Linked DNA regions of Homo sapiens: region 1 is linked to region 2. Evidence: read pairs that join two places in POLR2A ChIA-PET (ENCODE). Cell type or tissue: A673. All regions are shown on one strand. Each heading gives the region's core, and the rest is flanking DNA. Links, peaks and the distances in the headings are about the cores only. Region 1 overlaps COPE (coat protein complex I subunit epsilon). Region 2 overlaps UPF1 (UPF1 RNA helicase and ATPase).

Region 1 (5,364 bases), core at 136-5,135, 56 kb before region 2:
TGCAGCACAGCCATGACAGTGCAGATCCTGCTGAAGCTGGACCGCCTGGACCTCGCCCGGTGAGCCCTCCTGCCCCTCTCCACCCGCACTGAGCCACAGCCCAGAGCGTCACAGCCCAGAGCGTCACAGCCCAGAGCGTCTGTGGTGCTGTCATTACTCTTGTTGTCTTTCCTTTCCATGGGGGTGGCTTGCTGTCGTTCAGCCCTTCCCTGCAGTATGTTGCCAGGGAGGAGGGCCATGGCTCTCTGTGCCTCAGTTTCTCTCTATGCAGTGGGTGGCAGGCCTCTCCCACAGGGTGAGGGTGGGCTTCATGGAGGGAGAGTGGAGGTTGTGCCTGGAGCAACATGTTACTTGACCAGCTTGTAACTGTGCCGTGGGGCTGGCGGGGCCTGCACGTGGCATCACCAGGTCGGAGGCCATGGCTGGGGGTCCAGGACTCCCCTGCTGCCGTTTCCAAAGCCCTTGCCTCAGAGTTGTTCACACTGTAGTTCCGTTGCCCTTCCCTGCGTTCCATCCTCCATGGAGTGAGTCTCTCCTGAGCTCTACCTTGTGGTGGCCACCCTGGGGGGCCATAGCTGGCCCCAGTCCCACCTTCCCAGGGCCTGCACGTGGTCAGACGGGCAGGGTGGCTCGGGCACTTAGTCGTGGGGTATGAGCATGCAGTGGAGCACAAAGCAGGGGCCATCCCCAGGCTCCGGTGGGCCCCAAGTGGGGACAAGGCAGGGATGGCCAGGCCAGGGCCCTCGGCCACTCAGCCCCTCTGTCATCTGTCCCCGCCCCAGGAAGGAGCTGAAGAGAATGCAGGACCTGGACGAGGATGCCACCCTCACCCAGCTCGCCACTGCCTGGGTCAGCCTGGCCACGGTGAGCCCTAGGCCATGAGGTGGGTGGGCATTGCGGGCACCTGGCTGAGCAGGGTCTGTGGGCACCCCCACCTGTGCGTAGGCTGCTGGCCACTCCAGTGGGGCTCCAGGATCAGGCCGTGGCCCCTGCCAGCCTGGCATAACTCAGCCTTGACTCCATTCCGGGCTTCTCACAGCCAAGCGACTTGGCCAGAGCCAGAGCGAAGAGATGGTGGGGGCGGGGACGGGTTCCTGAGCCTGAGGCACAGGGGTACTCGAGGGTCTGGGTTGGCCTGGCAGGCCCTCCTCCCCTCAGGGCTTCCTGGGGTTTTCTGCGACTCAGCTTTGCTCTCCAGGGTCCTGGTCGCCAGCCAGGGACGGAGTTCAGTGTTCCCATAGCAGCGGTGGAGATGTCCTCAGCTCCCAGGCCTGGGCACCTCCGCCCGGCAACAGCCCCTCTCCTGGTTTCTGGGACTTGGCCCCCTTCTGAGCCACTCTTTTGTGTGGGCCTATTAAAATGTGCTTCCTGGCTGGTCGCAGTGGCTCACGCCTGTAATCCCAGCACTTCGGGAGGCCGAGGCGGGTGGATCATGTGAGGTTGGGAGTTCTAGACCAGCCTGACCAACATGGAGAAACCCCATCTTTACCAAAAATACAAAATTAGCTGGGCTTGGTGCCATGCACCTGTAAACCCAGCTACTCAGGAGGCTGAGGCAGGAGAATCGCTTGAACCCGGGAGGTGGAGGTTGCGGTGAGCCAAGATCGCGCCAGTGCACTCCTGCCTGAGCAACAAGAGTGAAACTCTGAGAAAGAAAAAAAAATGTGCTCCCCGTCCCTGCCCGCCACGGGGCTGAAGCCTCACCCAGACAGACTTCCAGTGACCGTCTAGTATGGTAGGACAGGCCCCGGCAGACCTATCGGGTAGTTTGGGCTGTTTTCACTGCCTGCCTTGGCCTCAGGCTCCCCCTGCAAGTGTTCTGCTGTTCTGAGCAAGTGGACAGGTCAGGGCTGCTGGTCACAGAGCTGACTCCTCCTCCTCTGACGTGCTCAGTGACCCAGTGGTCCCCACTCAGACCCTGAGCCAGCCACCTGTGCACTGAGGCCTTGGAAGCCCCAGATTCCACCTCTGTGTACTCAGCACTCCGGGAGCTGGGTGGGAGGTGGGGCAGGAGGCGGCCACGAGTCTTTAGGCCCCATCAGCAGAGTACAAGTTACGGGTAGTCCCCATGGCGGAGTGGCTGTGCCTTGAACCGGGCACACCAGATTCGTCTCTGTGCAGTGCTGGAGTCCCCCCCGCTAGGGGAGGGGGCTGGCGGGGGAAGGGCCGGGCAGCAGGGGCACAGGCAATGATGCGGGACCCTCCCTGCAGGGTGGTGAGAAGCTGCAGGATGCCTACTACATCTTCCAGGAGATGGCTGACAAGTGCTCGCCCACCCTGCTGCTGCTCAATGGGCAGGCGGCCTGCCACATGGCCCAGGGCCGCTGGGAGGCCGCTGAGGGCCTGCTGCAGGAGGCGCTAGACAAGGTAGGCACAAGCCTGTCCCAGAGTGGGGACGGAGGGAAGGCCAGGCGGCCAGAGGGTGGGGTCAGGGCGGACAGAAACAAGTGTAGCAGAGACCCCCTGGGTGTGCGTGTGGCCCCACAGGGCTTCTAAGGCCCAGTCAGCAGCGAGATCCACAAAGCAGGGATCTCACCTGCAAAGAAATCCAGATTCCGGCCTCACAGAAATGGGGCATCTGGGCAGCCTGGGCCTCAGTGGTCTGAGCCGTCCTTGTTGTCACCTCAGCTGCCTGGCCCGGGACCTGCAAGTGGGACCCCTCACCTGAGTACATACTCAGTATTGGAGAGACACTCCCCGTACTTATGTAGGGGAGAGTGTGCTGTGGACAGGAGCTCTTCGTTGAGAGAGCGCTGCCTGCCCAGGGTGGCTGCAGTCATCTCCTGCCTGATGTCTGCAGTCTTTTCTTCCTTCCTTCCTTCCTTCCTTCCTTCCTTCCTTCCTTCCTTCCTTCCTTCCTTCTTTCCCTTCCTTCCTTCCTTCCTTTCCTTCCTTTCCTTCCTTTCCTTCCTTTCCTTTCCTTCCTTTCCTTCCTTTCCTTCCTTTCCTTTCTTCTTTTTTTTTTTTTTTGAGATGGAGTCTCACTCTGTCACCCAGGCTGCAGTGCAGTGGTGTGATCTCAGCTCAATGCAACCTCCGCCTCCTGGGTTCAAGTGATTCTTTTGCCTCAGCCTCCCAAGTAGCTGGGATTACAGGCGGCTGCCACCACGCCTGGCTAATTTTTGTATTTTTAGTAGAGACGGGGTTTTGCCATGTTGGTCAGGCTGGTCTCAAACTCCTGACCTCAGGTGATCCACCCGCCTCAGCCTCCCAAAGTGCTGGGATTATAGGCGTGAGCCACCACGCCTGGCCATCTGCAGTCTTTATGAAGAGTTTATGTTATGTTAAATTAAAAATATATATATATTTTGTAAAGACGGGGTTGTTCTTGCTGTGTTGCCCAGGTTGGTCTCGAACTCCTGGCCTCAAGTGATCGTCCCACCTCAGCCTCCCAAAGCATTAGGATTATAGGTGTGAGCCACCATGCTTGGTGGATTTTTTTTTTTTTTTTTTTTGAGATGGAGTCTTGCTCTGTCGCCCAGGCTGGAGTGCAGTGGTGTGATCTCGGCTCACTGCAAGCTCTGCCTCCTGGGTTCATGCCATTCTCCTGCCTCAGCCTCCCGAGTAGCTGGGACTACAGGCGCCCACCACCATGCCCAGCTAATTTTTTGTATTTTTAGTAGAGATGGGGTTTTGCTGTGTTAGCCAGGATGGTCTCAATCTCCTGACCTCATGATGCTGCCCACCTTGGACTCCCAAAGTACTGGATTACAGGCGTGAGCCACTGTGCCCAGCCTGGATTATTATTTTTATAATCAGAAAGGACATCAAAGCTTTTTCCATTTTGGAGAAACGAATTTTGGGGGGTTTTTTGTTTGTTTTTTGAAACGGTATGCCACCATGCGTGGCTAATTTTTGTATTTTTTGTTAGAAATGGGGTCTCACTGTGTTGTCCAGGTTAGTCTTGAACTCCTGGGCTCAAACAATTCTCACCCTCCTTGGCCTTCTAAAGTGCTGGGATGATAGACATGCGCCAGTGCGCCCAGCTGAGAAACAGTTTTAATCTAGTGACAAACACTGGTGAAGCCCTCCTCCCTGTCTGACTTTCCAGGGGCTGAGTTATCATCAGAAAGTTGTTTGCAGAGCGGGGCTGGCCAAGGGGTATCAGGCTGGCCCCATCACAGGCCGGGTACTGCTCCTCCTGAGCAGGGTCCATCTTTAGCTCTGAGCAGTCAGGGCTAGTCAGGAACTCCCAGCCTGATGTGCAATCTCAGACAGGCTGTGTGTCCCTCGCTGCCCCAGGGGCAAGACTGGCGCCCTCCTCCACCACCCTGCCCCTCCCTGCCACCTGAGAACACTTGGATGCATGTTGTGTTCATGGCCGCATCCTCTGGGGGCTTTTGTTACACCTCTCAGGTGACACGTTCCGTGACTCACCAGTTAGATGACTCCCTTCTGTCCTTGTCTCTTGAAACACCACCTGGGGCTGGCTGGCCGTGCCCCTTGGCCCTGGTGGCCTCCCCGTGGCTGTGGTCACCCTGCATTCTTGCTGGGTTTTGGGAGGCACTCAGGTCCCCCCACTTCCCTTTGGAGCCACCTCATGGCTGCTCCTGTGAGCGCAAGCTGGTGTCCCCCTTCATGGTGGAGACTGAGGCTCAGAAAAGTCCGGTCTGCAAAAAGGTGCCCTGCCATGGGCCGCCGTGGGCAGGTCGGGCTCTGGGCGCATCCTCGTTGGTGTGTCTGTGCTCCAAGCAGACACCAGGGCTCTGGCTGGGTCTCCTGGCCTAGATGTTTCCTAGGGTCCTGTGTGCTGGGAGCCTAGAGTGAGTGAGTCAGGCAAGGTCCCCTGCCGAGGTCTCCTTCAAGGCTCCTTGGGAGCTGGTGCAGGGGTGGCAGGTCTGCCCATGGCCTCGGGGTTCGTTGTACAGCAGGAGTTGAGGCCATCTGGGTCTGGGCCCCATGGCTTTGAGATGTGTGGGACAAATACAACCTTCCCAAGTCTCTGTAAACAAGGGGTCGTACCCCAGGCTGGACTACAGATGGGGAAACTGAGGCTCAGCGAGGCGGCTGGCCCCTTGGCACCGTATCATCTGAGATCTCCACCTTGCAGAGCGGTGGGCGGTGTCAGTCCCACCCCACCTCTGAGGAGGTGACCTTGTGTGGTGCTGCCTGAGGTGGGGGTGACGGGCAGGCATGGGGGCTGGAGTGGCTGACCCTGCCTCCCCGTGTCTGCCTGTGTCTCCAGGATAGTGGCTACCCAGAGACGCTGGTCAACCTCATCGTCCTGTCCCAGCACCTGGGCAAGCCCCCTGAGGTAAGCGGCCCCCAGGGCTCCAGGCCAACCCTAATGTCCAGACCCTGGGACCCCAGCCTGGGGTCCAGGCCCTAATCCCTAGGCCCCTGGGAAAACTCTGTATACAGTAT
Region 2 (5,364 bases), core at 250-5,249:
AAACCAGGAAATGATAAACGGTTAACACCCAAAATTTGGCTTTTCACCACTTCCAATTTTCGGGCCCCTGTTAAAAGTTCCGGTACCGTTCACGGTCCATTAGCAGAGGCAGTCACACCTCATCCATCTGGCATCTCTGGGGGCCAGCCCTCCCCCAAACTAGCTCCCCACTGAGCACAAAAATCAATCCCAACTTGAACCACTTTAAGGAAAACTTCCTTAACACGGTTCACATAGTTCCTGCCTTTTTTAAAAATCCTGCTTTCTTAAATCCAACTTATCAGGCCTAATTTAACCCATTGTTGGCCCAGGGCTGCTGTGGGGTCAGAGACATTTCCCACAAGGCCCCAGCCCCTTCTTTCCAAGGTCAACCCCCGCCACCATCTTCTGTGGCTTCTTCTGAAATCACTCCTCAGAGGCCCTGTGCCTACTTCCAGGAGCAACAGTCCCTCCTGCTTTGCTGCAGGCCGGGAAATCTGATAAGCAGGCGACTGGAAACCCCCGCAAAAAGCAGCAAAAAGGTTGAGCAGAGGCGGGGGCGGTTCTACAGAAGCCCAGGGCTGTGTGTGAAGCCCTGGCTGGCTCGGCTCCTTCCTTGCTGCGACGTGGCCAGGACACTGCTCACCTAAACCGCGGTCTGGGCTGAACCCTGCCCTGTGCCAAGCCAGCCACCCTCCAGCACCTATCTGCCGTATCTAACAAGGATGCCCAGCTGCTCTGCCTTTGGGCTCTTCCGGTGTCTCCAGCAGCTCTGAACACGCCTGCAGGGCCTCCCAGCCTTCCTCACCGCGCCCTCTCTCTTCCCCTCTGGAAAACCATTCTTGCCAAAAGCTTCAGCTCAGCTAATCTTCTAACCCTTCTCCCTGCCACGAGGCCCAGGATTCTCTAACCAGCCATGGCCACTCTGAGCATCTCCAAAGCCCGACTCCACTCTGGAGCCCTGCCGGCCACGTGGGCAGAATCAGCTGTCTCCGTGTCTTCTCATGCATCCTCACCCTGTCACAGCCAAGATCCCTAAGGGCCAGCGGCTGCTTCCTCACCTTCCCCTGGGCCTCGCACAGAATGCTCAGTGGTGCTTGGCTCAAGCCTGTTGTTTCTCAGAGGCCCTTTTGCTCACTTCCCTGTTCTTGGCTATGCTGACCGGAAGCTGGGGTTGCCAGCTAAGAGAAGTTTTATTTAGTTGCTTTTCCTGAACAAGAGGAACTAAATGCAAACATAGCAACACTTAAATTACCCAGAAGATTCTGAAAATGGGACAAGAATGTCTTTTGGTTATCCAGAAGATACCCTTCTTTAAAATCTTTTAAAAACAGCAGCCCCTTTCTGGCCTTGCTCATAACACCATATTTCAAGTTACTAACTCAGAGATGCCACGAGATCTGACTGCTCCATCTGTAACCCTCCGAGACCCACAGCTGTCAAAGGCACAGGAGGGGCTTGTGTCAGCACAAGTAAGCCTGCCTCCGGGCTTTGGTCATTTTCTTTCTCCAGAACGTGAACCTCAGAAAAAGACCCCACACTTCCTTGCTAGCACCTCGGAGCTCTGCCTCCCAGGCTCTGCTCCATCCTCTCCAGCAGTGGAGTGACCTGTACACAGCAACCTGGAGGGGAAGGGGAGCCGCTAGCACGGGACCCACCAGGACGAGAGTCCCACCACTCGGGCAAGACCATCGAACTCCCCCCTTGGAATTTGGGCACTGGGAGAACACTGTCCTGTCCCAAACACAGAACAAGCGACACAGTCCAGCTGCAGCTGATCAACATCAGGAAGGCAAGCCCAGCGCCGACGGTCAAGTGAACTTAATTGAAGCCGATGATTCAGGATCTGGCCTGAATTAGCCTCCGGACAGCTCCGATGAGCTCAGGCCAGAGCAAGCTTGCTCAGGAACCAGCGCCCCTGGATGCCCGTTACTGCCTTGGGAACATCCTCCCGTTAATGAAGATCAGCGGGTGTGCCAAGAGCTCATCTTGCAGAAAAATCGAAATAAAAACTGGGAAGGAGAATTAAGCCAACCCTACTTGCATAATAAAAAGAGCCACAGAGAATAAATCAAGGGTAAATACATTAAGGCATTCACACACCACCATCTGTTTCAAGTTAAACCAGTCACAGAGGAGGAAAAAACCCAGGTTTGTTAGCGTGATTTTATATTACGCTTTGCTTCAACATTTCCATAATTTACACACAAATCTGAGCACAGCACTGATTAAACACACATGCATGGTCTGATTATCTACCTGCCAGAAGTATTTCCACGTCCGTTGCAGAACCACTTCTTGCTGGTATTACAGTAAACCACGCAGGCAGGATCGTGTATTCCACAGTAACTAAAAAATCAAAACAGCGACAGTTACAGCTGGAAGCTTGCTCTCTGGTTTTCATTTGGCAAGATGTGAAATTCTTTCCTCTGACAACATTTTTAAGTTCTTCATTAAACACATACTCAACCCCAACAATCCCAGTAACCAAATCAAACCAGTTAACCAGGGCTTCTCAAATCCAAGAATGCAGGGAAGGGGTATGTGGCAGAAGCTCCGAGGGGATAAGGAGCAAAGCCACCTCCAAGGAGAGTCCTGCTGGAAGGAGGCCTCACTCCTCCAGGGCCATTCTAGTCCCCGTTCTTTGGCCTGAAATTCAGGAATCCAGCCTCAGACCCAGTGGTCATGGTGAACTCTGGGCTCCAGCAGAGGGCACTGTGCTCCCAGGGAGCTGGGCACAGACCCTGCAGCAGCAGCGCCCTGAAGCTCAGGCCCCGAAGCCCAAGCGAGGAGCCTCGGGAGAGCCTCACCCCACCACTGGCTGTGGTTTTCTGAAAATCCACATACCAAACCCAAAAATACTAGCTCCCCAGAGCTGCACCAGGACTTATGGCCATCTCTGTGTGTTAAGAGAACACAATTACATACACGAAAACATCTGTAAATGAGAATGAGTGAAGAGCTGAGATGCAGGAAAGAGTGCCTGCCCACCAAGCCTAGCGAAGAGCAGCCTCAGTCCCGGAGCGCTGGGCAGCACGCGGGCAAGGAGCTGCAGGGAGGGCCCCAAGTGGGTGCCCACAGACAGAGGCAGGGCTCAGGCCCAAACCTGCCGTGACTGTCGCTCAGGCTGGAGTGCAGTGGTGCGATCTCGGCTCACTACAACCTCCGCCTCCCGGGTTCATGTCATTCTCCTGCCTCAGCCTCCCAAGTAGCTAGCTGGGACTACAGGCGCCCGCCACCATGCTTGGCTAATTTTTTGTATTTTTAGTGGAGACAGGGTTTCACCGTGTTAGCCAGGATGGTCTCGATCTCCTGACCTCGTGATCTGCCCACCTCGGCCTCCCAAAGTGCTGGGATTACAGGAGTGAGCCACCGTGCCTGGCCAAAACCTTCTCCCCTCTTCTAATCTACATTTCCTCACTTGTGTGTCACAAAAATACAGAAATAAGCCTCAACAAGGGACGATCCCACTCGAGATGAGAATTCTAAATTTGTCAACATGCAGGTCTATCCACTAACTACTGTCTTCACATCCAATTCTCCAGGCACGGCCAAGGCAGCGGGAGGCAGGGATGCCCCAGAACCCTGCAGCAACTGCTTTGTGAGGGTATCTCAGCTGCTCCACTCACCCTCCCACCCCAGATGCTCACCCAATGCCATGACAAATTCTTTCTATGAGTGAGTGCGCAGGTACCAGGCAATGCCCCCAGGGTCTGAGGAGGCCAAAGGAAGGAAAACTTTTCCCACCAGCTGGTGAATTCAGGGTGTCGGAGGTTGCTGAGCCCACCTCCTGACCGGTAACAGGCCTTGGCTGTGCACATGGCCTGAGCAATTTCCTTACTCCCGAGGACACCGCCACCCAGAGTCACAGCACAAGGGCGCCACCCTGTACCTGGGAGGTGAGTGTCCCAGGCCCATGCCAGAGGCACCCACCTGTCCAGCACATGCCCAGGCCCAGCTGAGCTCAGCTCACCTGCAGGCGTGTATGGGGAGGTCCTTCGTGTAATAGGTGTCTTCTTCATCTTCCTCGAAGTTCAACTCAGCCAACAACTGGCTGGTCTTGGCTACACTGTCGTCCACAGCCCCGTTCTGCAGGATGCCTTCGGGCCCAACCTGCAGCAGAACGCAGTGTCACCTGAGTGAGGCTGCAGCTTCCAGGACTCAGTGCAGAAGAACCAGCCTCGATGACTCTGGTGTGACACCCTGGCCTCATCTCTGCTTTGAGACAGTTTCCCTTGTTCTGACTGGATTTCACTCTTCTCTAGCAAACCTACCTGGCCAAAAAAGGGCCACTGGTGGCCTTCTACACCCCCCGGTCCCCCACACAGCTGGTCTAACCCCCGCCTAGCCACAGAGCCATGTCCATGCCCACAACCAGGATGCTTAGGAAGATGCTTCTTTCCCATGACTGAGGACCACAAGGAGCAGGGTGACTTTTACAGACTGACAGCAGTGTGCCCTGAGGACAGCTTCATGATGCCAGACCCACCACAGTGTAAGGCTCATCAAACACTACGAAGCTGCCACCCATGCAGATGTGGAAATGTCACTGGCCACATCCACTGCCACCTCACCCTCCCCATCCCTTCAAGGCAGCCCTCTCCTGAGGATGAAGTAGAAACTGAACACTGAGATACCCTTGGCAACCGAGGCCACACCCTCACTGAAGGCGCCTCTTCTATGTTCAGCAAAGGCAGACAGCGCATGGCTCTAAGTCATCAGGCCACAACTGCACAGGACACTTGCAAGGAGACCACACAGCCACTGGGGCTCCTCATGCCACTCCCAAGTACCAGCACCTCAAATGACATGGCCAACAGTCCCTGGCATGGCCCCCATAGGCCACCTAACCCCACCACGGGGTCAGGCAGCGGGAGCACTGTGTCATGGCAGAACACAAGGTGGCACAAAATTAAGGGCCAGGGAGGAGTGATGGGAGCTCCCCTAGGGACGGCACCAAATCTCCCACTGCCAGTCCCAGCACCCCAGACAGCCCCTCGGCCTAATGCCCTTGCTGTGTGATGCAGCACCTGTGCGAGCCTAGGGACAGGTGCTCATGGGGAGCAGCACCCCACAGAGGCCCCTCCAGCCCGCCTGGCTGGGGTGCATGGGCACGTGCTACCTGCACGCACAGATGCACACTGGGCCCAATGCTGCCCTGCAGTGATCTGGTCACAACACAAGCTGACTTCTGGGTTAACTTCTCCCTTCACTCTCTGAAAAGTTTCAAGATAAAACATTAATTTCAAAAATATATTTGACCCTAGGAACTATCATGAAATGAGGTAAAACAGCAGTAGGGGACAGTGCCTGGCACAGAGAAGTTCCACAGCCCACGCCAGGGGACATGATGGGTGAAGGACAAGAGGGTCATCATCTTCAGCT

What was found. Peaks named below come from ENCODE experiments on the same cell type or tissue, not always from the same donor. Only the 100,000 strongest peaks of a DNase experiment are listed, where the experiment ranks them.
Region 1: POLR2A ChIA-PET joins it to region 2 with 12 read pairs; 13 of 35 experiments call an interaction of 5 or more read pairs at or near these places.

What each region holds. Positions count from the first base shown.
Region 1 is chr19:18,900,271-18,905,634 of GRCh38, reverse strand. It overlaps COPE (coat protein complex I subunit epsilon), which reads left to right. Exons shown (of 10, transcript NM_007263.4): 5 at 6-59; 6 at 783-864; 7 at 2,212-2,367; 8 at 5,186-5,254. Among named protein-coding and RNA genes, the nearest start is that of GDF1, 6.8 kb to the right of the region's middle. In A673, for the core only: a CTCF peak has its summit at 2,385; no DNase peak of the experiment used is centred there.
Region 2 is chr19:18,844,708-18,850,071 of GRCh38, reverse strand. It overlaps UPF1 (UPF1 RNA helicase and ATPase), which reads right to left. Exons shown (of 24, transcript NM_002911.4): 2 at 3,953-4,092; 3 at 2,239-2,328. Among named protein-coding and RNA genes, the nearest start is that of UPF1, 15 kb to the right of the region's middle. RefSeq lists a silencer at 222-446 and enhancers at 994-1,113, 2,573-2,632. In A673, for the core only: a CTCF peak has its summit at 2,675 (motif pointing right); a DNase peak (open chromatin) is centred at 2,711; H3K27ac peaks cover 2,733 bases.